2 separate regions of the Homo sapiens genome follow, and region 2 is linked to region 1. The links are chromatin loops, found by intact Hi-C in ENCODE. Cell type or tissue: mammary epithelial cell. All regions are shown on one strand. Each heading gives the region's core, and the rest is flanking DNA. Links, peaks and the distances in the headings are about the cores only. Region 1 has its middle 71 kb from the start of CCK. Region 2 overlaps CCK (cholecystokinin).

Region 1 (5,382 bases), core at 282-5,281:
GACATTTTTATTCTGAAGTGAAAAACCCTCTCTCTGTCTTTGCAATCCCTTTTTCAGAAGTAATCACTTTAGCAATTTGACACTAAGTAACCACGTTAGCAATTTGACACGTATTCATCCAAGTATTTTCTGTGTTTATACAGATACAAAAAAAAGCTTTAAACCCACGTATCCCTTTTTGTTTGGAATTATGTTCTATGTATGGTTTACTTTTGTTCACTAAACAATGTATTTACTTAGTTATTTACTATTTTTTTTCAGCCTGAGCAACATAGTGAGACCCCAACCCTACAAAAAAATTTTAAAACTTAGTTGGCCTGGTGGAGCACACCTGTAATTTTAGCTACTTGGGAGGCTGAGGCAAGGGAATCACTTGAGCCCAGGATGTCAAGGCTGCAGTGAGCTATGATTGTGCCACTGTACTCCATCCTGTAGATTCTCTTACGTTTTTTTTATTTTTTTATTTTTGGTGACGTCTTGTTGCCAGGGACTAAGAATCCTGGATACCTTCTCAGGGCACAGCAAGGAACTCCATCTCACTTTGAAAAACAGGTACAGAGTATTTCATGAATAATTTATTTAACTATTCATCTACACTTTTAGGTTGGTTCTAATATTTATGTTTTGACTGACAATGTTCGTCTTATTTGTCTAACACTCTGCTAGCCCAGATGATGAGGAAAGTGGTAATTAATTCAGCAAATGGATTAATTACACTCTCATATTAACCACCACCTCTCTTCTGGATATGCTATTTAAAAATACTTATTGCTATTATATCTAATTAGCACTGCATTTGGGTTTTCTACTGTTACTGTTTTAAAAATTCAAGTAATTTCATGTTTATGATGAAGCTTTTAATGGATTAGATAAAATGGGAATTTACTAAGAAGTTTCTGGGACCCATCTGTGGTAGTGTGAACTAAATATTTGACCCTTGCTCCCACGCTCTGGCTTACAACTCCTAATATCCTTAGAATCTCCAAAGCGAGGTATGCTATTGAGACTGGTGGCTGGCAGCCCCTAGGTAGCTTCAGGATGGGGGCTCATCACAGTGAAGACCAAGGCACAATTAAGAGGGTTGAGACTATTCAGCCCACCCATAACCTCTTGGGAGGAGAGGAGCCAAAGGTTAATTTCACTAAAGGCCAATTAGCTAATCAAGCCCCCATAAAAGCCCAAAAGGACAGAGTTTGGAGTGCCTGTGGAAAGCACACCTCAACTCCATGGGGACAGACACTCCTGTGCTCAGGACAATTCTAGGCCTTCTCAAATGTGTCCCTTCATCTGGCTGTTTATTTGTGGCTGCTCTTCAGTCATATCACCTCTATTCCAGCTGAATTTTACAATTCAAATCCATGATTTTATATTTGTGAGCATTAAATTTTGTCTGGCTTGCTTTGGCCTGTGCTTCCTATCTATTGATCTTCATTTTGTTGAGCAACACAGTTTGCTGTTATCCACAGTTTCCATCTGCAGGCCTTGCTCACCCAGGGTATGCGAGTCATCTGTGGCTGGTACAGAGTCCATGATGTTCCAAGGAGTTACTCATTCCATCTGTACTCATTCAGTCTCCATCTTTTAGGGGTTATGCTATCCAGATGAACAAATATAGGTCCTCAGCTCAGGAACTTCCTTTCTATATAGAAGGAGGCTGGAATGAAGATAGATGGCCATCCCAGTAGAATGTGGTCTATGGCAATAGAAGAAAGTGTTCTGGGGGCACAGGAGAAACATCCAACCATTATGGGATGGCAGAAGGTCACAAAAGACTACCAAGATTCACTGCTTAGTCTTCTACCAAGTTTTTACTGCCGCCCTAATTCTCTTTGCCTCTTTTATGATAACACTCACTTTGGAGGGCCACCCTTCCCTGATTGCTGTCTAAGCCTTTGGGCAGGGGCACCCACTGTCAGCTCCAGGGAGCATTACCCAATCAGTAAATTCCAAAGCCCAAGTTGCCAGACTCAGCATGGAGCAGACATCATGGAAGGGAAGTAAAAATCAAAAGATACATCAATTTATGTGTTCTTTATTCCCTCTGTTTCCCCCTTCCCTTCACCTCATTGAAGTCAGCTTGGTGGTCATTGCTTCATGGGAGGTATGTGGCAAGTCAGAAAACAGAACTACCCTAGAAGTCTTGCTGGCTTTTTATACTTAGAAGTGAATTCCTGAGAATAATTTAGTTGAAGAAACAGGAAAGGAGAAGGATTTTCCCCAGACTAAAAATAGATTGTTCCCGCTGGACGCGGTGGCTCAAGCCTGTAATTCCAGCACTTTGGGAGGCCGAGGTGGGCGAATCATGAGGTCAGGAGTTCGAGACCAGCCTGGCCAACATGGCAAAACCCCATCTCTACTAAAAATACAAAAAAAAAAAAAAATTAGCTGGGTGTAGTGGCGGGCGCCTGTAATCCCAGCTACTTGGGAGGCTGAGGCAGGAGAATCGCTTGAACCTGGGAGGCAGAGGTTGCAGTGAGCCAAGATCATGCCACTGCACTCCAGCCTGGGTGGTAGAGTGAGACTCCGTCTCAAAAAAAAAAAAAAAAATTAGATTGTTCCAGGCTGGGAAGAAGAGAAGAGTGCTGTGGTGGCAGGATTAGAGGTGCATTACCCTGTTTTTTTGGTAGCCCTGTTAGAGCAAGATTCCAGAGAAAGACACATTTCAGAAAGACTTCCAGCACAGGAATAGTTGAGACCTGCCTAGCCTTGAAGGAGTCAGGAGGACAGGATAACAGATGTCATTGTGACTTCCCATAGGTACTGATGACTGAGGACCAAATAGCTTTCCCCTACTCCCAGTGCCTTAGAAAGACCCTAGGCTTGTGTGGGGTTCCCAAGAAAAGCTGAGGTTGTTTTTCTTGTAGCCAAGCAGGGCAATATTTGTATTTTTTGTAGAGACAGAGTTTCGCCCTGTTGCCCAGCCCTCAGGCCCAGGGCTTGAGTTGGAAATTAAGTAGAGTAGTGGACTATAAAGTAAGTTCTAGTTATTGGACTCCTTAGTTCATGAGCTGAAAGGTACACTCATCGCACACCCAAGGATATTTTAATTCCCTTCTGCCCCTATTTCATTCCACCTTCTTTCCTTTCAAATGGTTTCTAAGACAGTGTAATCAAATAATCACCTTGGAGCTCCATCTAACTCATATAGTGTCCATCCTCAAATTTGCTCTGTCCTGTACAGCAGTGTTCTTAGTAAAGCAACATTAGACAAAACTCAGCACCATGGTAGAGAGAGGCAGATCCCACTCTACCCACCCAAACACCACTGGACACACACCAATAGACAGCTTTGAGGACAGACAATCCAAACAGCATTCCAAATCCATTTTTCTGGGTATCAAAAGTCAAAAGAAAGTTATTTAAGTGACTCAAATAGAGATTAAGGCTTTATTCAACGGATACACATCAGAGAGATTAAAGACTTTGTTCAACTGATACATATCAGAGAGCATCTAGAGGACAGCTGACCCTAGATTAAAGTGGGGTTGGGATTTTATAAGACAGGGGAAAGCTGAATGCCTGAACTAGTGGTTTTGGCTTAGGTAGCATTTTTCACTTTCATCAAAACTCATAGTTGGAGGTCATTCCACTTTTGTGCCTCTTGCTTAAGTCATTGGTAAAATTCTAATACTATCAAAATAGTATTTTCTACGAAGTATTTTGGCAAGCCTCGTGGCTTAAGGAAAAAAATTCCTGGACATATTTTAAAAATAATTATACTGAGGTATCTGTGGGAGTTGTTTGCAAAGATGCCGAGGGGACCTGTGGCTCACTGGGCCTGAAGAGCTGTAAACCAATCTGACTTTACATGGATTTGTGATAGAGGTGAGGAAATGAGAGGTTTAGAGGACAGGAGGCTGCAGCCATGACGTTTAAGGCTTTGGAGTTAAGGCAGTTGCAGGTTATGCCAAGTTCTAGGTGGCCATGACTTTCTTTCTGAAGCATTAGGTTGAAGCATATGCAATAATTGACGTTGTTGGTCAAAACCAGTATAATATCAGGAATTTTATAGGGCTCAACCTAAATAAATATGGGCAAAAGTCAATATGGTTGAGTTGCTGAATTTGGTTTCAGGCCAAAGAACCTTGCTTATATATATATCCTCTGTCCCTCTAACAAAACAACTAGCTAGTTTTATCTTTTCACTTTTCTATGTTCACCTCACCTCACTGCTCATTTGCTCTTGGAAACCTGGCTGTTGTGTTGGAAAAAAGTGGATCTAGTTCTGCCTTTGCCATTGGAAAACATACTTTGAGCTTTGTCCATCTCAGATACTTCAAAAACCCTTGTATATGTCATTCAGTCTATGTGATTGAAATCTAGGAGCTATCACTCCTAAATTGAGAGACAGAAATAAAATTTTAAAACAATTTTCTTAACAAACATATTACAAATAATTAATCTTAAATGGCAGCAAAATGTATCCCTGGTGTCTGAGCCAAAGTTAATATGTACACTTTTCAGAGCCCCTGCTAAGCTGCCTATTGCATTTGCTGGAATATGGCACTAACAGGAGGAACCGCATTCTCATGACCAGATACTAAATGAACATCATTCCAAAGAATTACCATAATATCCTTTATATCTTATAATTGTATGAACTGACGCAAGCAGCACTGTCCGTCAAAGGCTTTATAAATGGCACAGAAAATAAGTACCCTGTGACTGGCATCTATTAACAAAATGAACACCCCAGGCACACTATTTCATTACTCCCACTGGCTCCCAGAGGTATAATTAGGGTTGAATTTTTCATGAACATAAACATTATTTTCTTTGTCCACTATGCTATGCTTTGTGCCTGATTATTTTCAATACTCCACTCAGAAAAACAGAAAAGGAGAGAAGACAGGCATATCCTCACTGACTGAAAGTGATTCTGTGGCTTGCTTTAAGGGTGCCCAGGCCCCTAGCATGGAGCTTGGCGTCCACTTTCAGGCAGAGCTCTCCCAGACCTGCTTTGCCCACTCCTGGCTTATGCTGAGGTTGGAGAAAGACCCAGCATAATCATCTGGAGCTCAGTATCTCTTGCAGAACTCCCAGGTTTTGGAGACGTAAATATATGGTCTTCACTGTTAGTCTACCTACTCTATAATTTTTAAGTCATTTTTTAAGAAAAATAAAAGTGATACGGCTGTGATTGTTCTTGTTCTTCCTCTCGGTTTATTTGGTTGGATGATATCTGGTCTGATTTGCAGACATGTTTGAAATGCTTTGCCAGTGGAATTTATCAGCCATTGCCCCCAGAATCTTACTAAAATATAAATCTAATAATGCCATACTCTTGCTTAAAACCTTTCAATGATTTTCTATTACCAATGAAAGAAAGTCCAAGTTGAACGGCATAGCCTGTGGGGTCTTTGTAAGATGCCCCTGAATGAT
Region 2 (5,382 bases), core at 281-5,280, 80 kb before region 1:
AGCAGGAATAGCTGTAGAGGGATATGGCCTGGGTGGAGTTCCTGCAAGCCCAAGGGATTCCAGGACAGCTAGCAGGAAAAGAATGGTTAGCGAGGGGAAGAGGGATGGAGGGGGAAAAGGTTGGGAGTGATCTTGCCTAGGATCACACAGCTGGGTAGAGGAGGAGGAGGAGGAGGAGGAGGGCAGGGCAGCGGGCATGGCTTTGTGGTTGTGTGAGTTCTGGCCTCTTTAAAGTGGAGTTTAGGAGTGGCTGGCTTCTCTGTAAGAGTTGCTCAGCTTAGTTGCAGAAGCCTGATGTGGACCCCTGAGAAACGGCTGAGGAAGTCCTGGGTTTCATGTCCTGGTTCCAGGGACCCTGCAACAGCAGGTGGCATAGAGATAAGAGCAGGGCCCCTGCAGTTAAAAGGTGCTGTCCTAAATCCAGCATGGCACTGAAAGCATTAGGGGGACAGGTCTTTAGGCTCTCTGCCTCCCCTGCCCAGGGAGCTCCATCAGGCCCCCTCCAAGACTCCACACATGATCACACATGCTGATTCCACCTTCATTGTGTAGGTGCAGCTTCCAGACAAGGCTCAGAGGCCCTTCTCTGCCAGATGGTGGCTCTAAGTCCTTTCATAGAGAAGTTCCAGAACCAGCTGCTTATATCCTGGCACTGCCGTTTGTGGGCAGCATGTGCACCTCCAAGACACTTAACCTCTCTGAGCTCCTGTTTCCTCTTGGAGGAGTGGAATCATGATTACCTTGCAGGATTGGGACTGTCTCCTAGGTTGATGCTTGTGAGAATCTTTGTACAGCACCCAAGAGGAGGCCAGGAATGTTCTTTCCTTTCCCTTTCCTGCATTAGAAGAAGTTGTGAAAGGCTTGGAAGTGGGCAAAGGGGATGACTGGGTGTCCTTTCAGTGGAACACTGGGCATTTATCTGATGCTGCTGGGGTCTGTGTCTTTGACTGGGTGACTTATAATCCCTGGAAAACTGATAGAAATGCAAACAATTCTTGCCTATCAAAACATAAGTGTGGTGGCTCACGCCTGTAATCCCAGCACTTTGGAAGGCAGAGGCAGGTGGATTGCTTGAGCTCAGGAGTCTGAGACCAACCTGAGCAACATAGCAAAACCCCATCTCTCTAAAAAGTACAAAAATTAGCTGGGAGTGGTGCACACACCTATAGTGTCAGCTACTTGGGAAGCTGAAGTGGGAGGATTGCTTGAGCCTGGGAGGTTGAGGCTGCAATGAGCTGTGATTGTGCCACTGCACTCTAGCCTGGGCAACAGAGCCGAGACCCTGTCTCAAAAAACAAAAACAAAAAACCCCAAAACCTAAAGAAACATAAGTGAATATTGTCCTCTAATGATACAAGTAACTTCTGTTATGGATAACAGATTATTCCAAACAGTGTAGTTTCTTGACCTATGGATATGAACCAGTTTTCTCTCTGTTAGCATTCCTGGCTGTCTACACATGTCTATCCTTCAGATTCTGCTTTGAAATGATTGTGACATCTTACTGGTTCCTTTATTAATTGATGAGTTAAATGATATCTTTGACATATGTTCATTTTGTGTTGTATGAGTCATGACTTTACCTTTGAAAATGGTATTTTAACACCCACTTCCTTGATGATTCATAAATCAGTAATTTAGATCAGACTTTCACCATCCATTCCCCACTGCTGATTCTATATTAAATTCCAAGTCCTTCACTCATCCCCCATCCCCAATACACAAACAGCACACACACACACACACACAGGCACATAACCCCTATACACCCATAAAACTAGTGATTTTTGCAAGGGGAGGTGGCACTAAAAACCCAGGCATCTGGATATTTTAGACTGAATGGGGGTTGGATACCTAAGATATGAGGCAGCCTTGGAGACCAAGTGTAGGGACTGAATGAGGTGGTACCTCGGGAGGGACTAATATAGTGTTCCCTATTTGGAGTAAGTTTTACACTGAATCCCAACTTCAGCTCAAGTGAAAGAATTGTACTGACCAAGTCTTCCTGGGCCTCCCTCCCAGTGTCCTGTCCCCAACACTAAGGAAGGTGGCACTGAGTGCCAGTAGCGAGTGGTACCGGGCTGGGTAAGGTTTTAGATTTGCCAGTATTGTTTTCAATGTATTTCCCTTGGGGGCTGCCAGGTTCTGTTGCACTAGGCACCTGGGGCCTCTGCTGGACAAGGATCAGAGGGTCTTGGAGGCCTCAGCAGGAAGCATGGAAAGGTTGCACTGGGGGTGGTGGGTACTGGATCATCTCTGGGTGTCGCCTTGGACTATTTCCCCTCACTGATTTCTACAGCGAACCAACAGACAGATTGGCTTCTGCTCTGTATAACTACCAGAGTCTCCCCAGCACTTTGGAGTCCCACCAACTCCAAAACATGGCGGGGCTCAAGGAAAAGCGATTATAGGCTCTTATCTGCACCACTGCAGCTCCAAGTGCGGTCTGCAACCAGCAGCATTGACATCACCTGGAGCTTGCTCAGGCTCCTGCCCAGACTTGTTGAATCAGAATGTGCAGTTTAACAAGATTCCCCGGGTGATTCCTGTGCACTCAGTTGGAGAAGTGCTAGAGTGATGAAGGTCCCGATAGCCTAGGAACATTAAGCCCTCCAGTCTGTGAATCTCCTTAGCTGGGGCATAAGGGGCAGTCACTTTCACTCTTCAGAGCCTGTTTCCTCATCTGTAAAGAAAGGATGATAACTTCTGTGCCACAGAGCCATGGAGTGATCAAATGTATGCAAAACCATGGCCAGTTACTGCCTGTAACTTGTTTAAAGGCCAAGAGAACCCCAAGGAAACCCTGATGGGAGTAGGATTGGTAAATAAGATCGGGGATCAGGGTGGCCAGGGCTGGGCTCTGGAGTTGCCCACAGATGGCCCTTTCACTGTCCACCTGGCCTGTAGCAAAGTTAGCTCCAAGTCTGAGCTGCATTTCCCAAGCCCTTTCTGGGGACATCTACTACAAGGATTTGTCCCAGTGTAGCATCTATCAGGCTTCCCTCCTTGCATGTTCTGAGGACCAAATGGAGCCCTTTGCCCTCAGTAGACGCAGGGAACGACAGGGCAGAATGAAATCACTTTAATAGCATAACAACATTTTCAGACCAGGAGTCACAGATGAAGAAAACATTTTGTCTTCCATTTGCACAATTCTGGTGAGGTGTGTGGTTGCACTGGACAATCTTACAGACACATTTTTCACATTGAGAACTTAATAAATAGATACATACAATGTCAAACTCCACAGACAATGAGTTATGAGTGTGATTGTTTTCTTATTCTGCCTCCTCTGGGTTGGGAGGTTGCTTCCCGTTGGGCTGATGGCGGCTGGGTCCTCTAGGAGGGGTACTCATACTCCTCGGCACTGCGACGGCCAAAATCCATCCAGCCCATGTAGTCCCGGTCACTTATCCTGTGGCTGGGGTCCAGGTTCTGCAGGTTCTTAACGATGGACATTCGTCCAGAAGGAGCTACAAGGAGCAGGGAGGAAGGAAACAGGGACATTGCATCTAAAAGCATCTCTAGTTCAATTTGGGAAGGAGAGCAATGGAAAAAGCCAGACGCAATATAACAGACACCACCTTAAAGGTATCAAAGAGCTATCAAAGTAGTGGAACTGATGGACCAAAATCTGAGAGAGGAGAAGGACCAATGTCTGTGTAACTGGAGAGAGGACAATATATTTACAAGTTAGGGGTGTGCTTTGCGTTCTGCAAGTATTTAGGTGGATTCATTTTCTCTAGCCTTGCAGTCTGGGGACTTGCCTAGATTTTCCTTAGTCTCCCTACCGTTTGCTTTCTTTTGGTAGATGGGTGTTTTCCTTTTGTAGATGGCATCAGCAGAAACCAACCAAAGATTTTTCCAGTACTTAATTGTTCCTAAATTCATCCCTTAATATCCATCAACATTCCTGACTCCTGGAGAGCTCTTGTTATTAAGGTGGCACAATTATAATATCTTGATGTTGGAATGGTTAAAAAAAAATCGTTGGTGGGAGTGTAAATTAGTTCAACCATTGTGGAAGACAGTGTGGCAATCCCTCAAGGATCTAGAACCAGAAATACCATATGACCCAGCAATCCCATTACTGGGTATATACCCAAAGGATTATAAACCATTCTGCTATAAAGACACATGCACATGTACGTTTACTGCAGCACTATTCACAATAGCAAAGACTTGGAACCAATCTAAATGCCCATCAATGATAGACTGGATAAAGAAAATGTGGCACATTTACACCATGGAGTACTATGCAGCCATAAAAAGGATGCGTTCATGTCCTTTGCAGGGACATGGATGAAGCTGGAAACCATCATTCTCAGCAAACTAACACAGGAACAGAAGACCAAACACCGCATGTTCTCACTCATAAGTGGAAGTTGAACAATGAGAATACATGGACACAGGGAGGGGAACATCACACACCAGGGCCTATCGGGGGGTGGGGGTTAGGGGAGGGATAGCATTAGGGGAAATACCTAATGTAGATGACTGGTTGATGGGTGCAGCAAACCACCATGGCATGTGTATACCTATGTAACAAACCTGCATGTTCTGCACATGTACCCCAGAACTTAAAGTATAATAAAAAATAGATAAATAAAGCTCCTTTGCTACATAAATACTCTTTTAAAAATATGAATTTGAAAGTTATATTCAGAAAGCTTTTGTCATTTATCAGTAAGTGTTTTGAGTTGATGATCATTTTATTTTTAATGATAAATCAATATCAATTAAAAATGATATTCAGAAAAAGACTGTCGGATTAAATCTTGGCACCTCAGTAAGACTCAAAGAAGGGGGGGAGAGAGGTGATAACAAAGGTGATTTAAATCAGCAATTTTGACCAAAATGCAATAACTGAACCTGAAATTGTCCCATTGGGATGGAAGTTAAGTCTTCAGGAACAGTGTGATCCTTTTGTAGAGCTCACACTGAGTGAGCAGGGACATGAAGAGGCAGTTTATTTGGAGACATGAGACAGTCCTAGCTCAAAGTTCATAGACAGAAGCCTCCTGGGGTATGAAATCAGCAGAACACCTTCTCCTGTGCAAGCTCAGTCTTAAGAAAGGCCCTTCAGGGACTTCAATGGACAAAGCCCAGGCCAAATCAAGGGTAGAGGAGTGGAGGACCACTCAATGACTCCCACTGTGTTGGGGGCCACTGTATCCCCACCTCCTGTCATGCTGGTCTATATCCCTTCTGCATGAGGCTGCCCTTGCCAGCTCCTACCCATAGGCTGAGTAGAGTCAGACTATGGCTTATGTGTTGATAAATGAAAATGCAAAGGCAGTTACCCTGGGTAATGAAATTAAGCAAGTTTAATTAAAAACAGAAACAACACAGAACAACGTCCCCACCCTTTCTCTCCCCAAC

The links. Hi-C counts contacts between places; a loop is a spot of excess contacts. Peaks named below come from ENCODE experiments on the same cell type or tissue, not always from the same donor. Only the 100,000 strongest peaks of a DNase experiment are listed, where the experiment ranks them.
Region 2: it touches region 1 in a loop (5-fold over the local background); 1 of 110 quality-filtered maps calls a loop at or near these places.

The regions. Positions count from the first base shown.
Region 1 is chr3:42,334,805-42,340,186 of GRCh38, forward strand. No RefSeq gene overlaps it. Among named protein-coding and RNA genes, the nearest start is that of CCK, 71 kb to the left of the region's middle. In mammary epithelial cell, for the core only: no CTCF peak of the experiment used is centred there; no DNase peak of the experiment used is centred there.
Region 2 is chr3:42,254,759-42,260,140 of GRCh38, forward strand. CCK (cholecystokinin) reads right to left here. Exons shown (of 5, transcript NM_000729.6): 5 at 3,068-3,473. The coding sequence ends at 3,340. Among named protein-coding and RNA genes, the nearest start is that of CCK, 8.7 kb to the right of the region's middle. RefSeq lists an enhancer at 980-2,179. In mammary epithelial cell, for the core only: no CTCF peak of the experiment used is centred there; DNase peaks (open chromatin) are centred at 1,623 and 2,493; H3K27ac peaks cover 667 bases.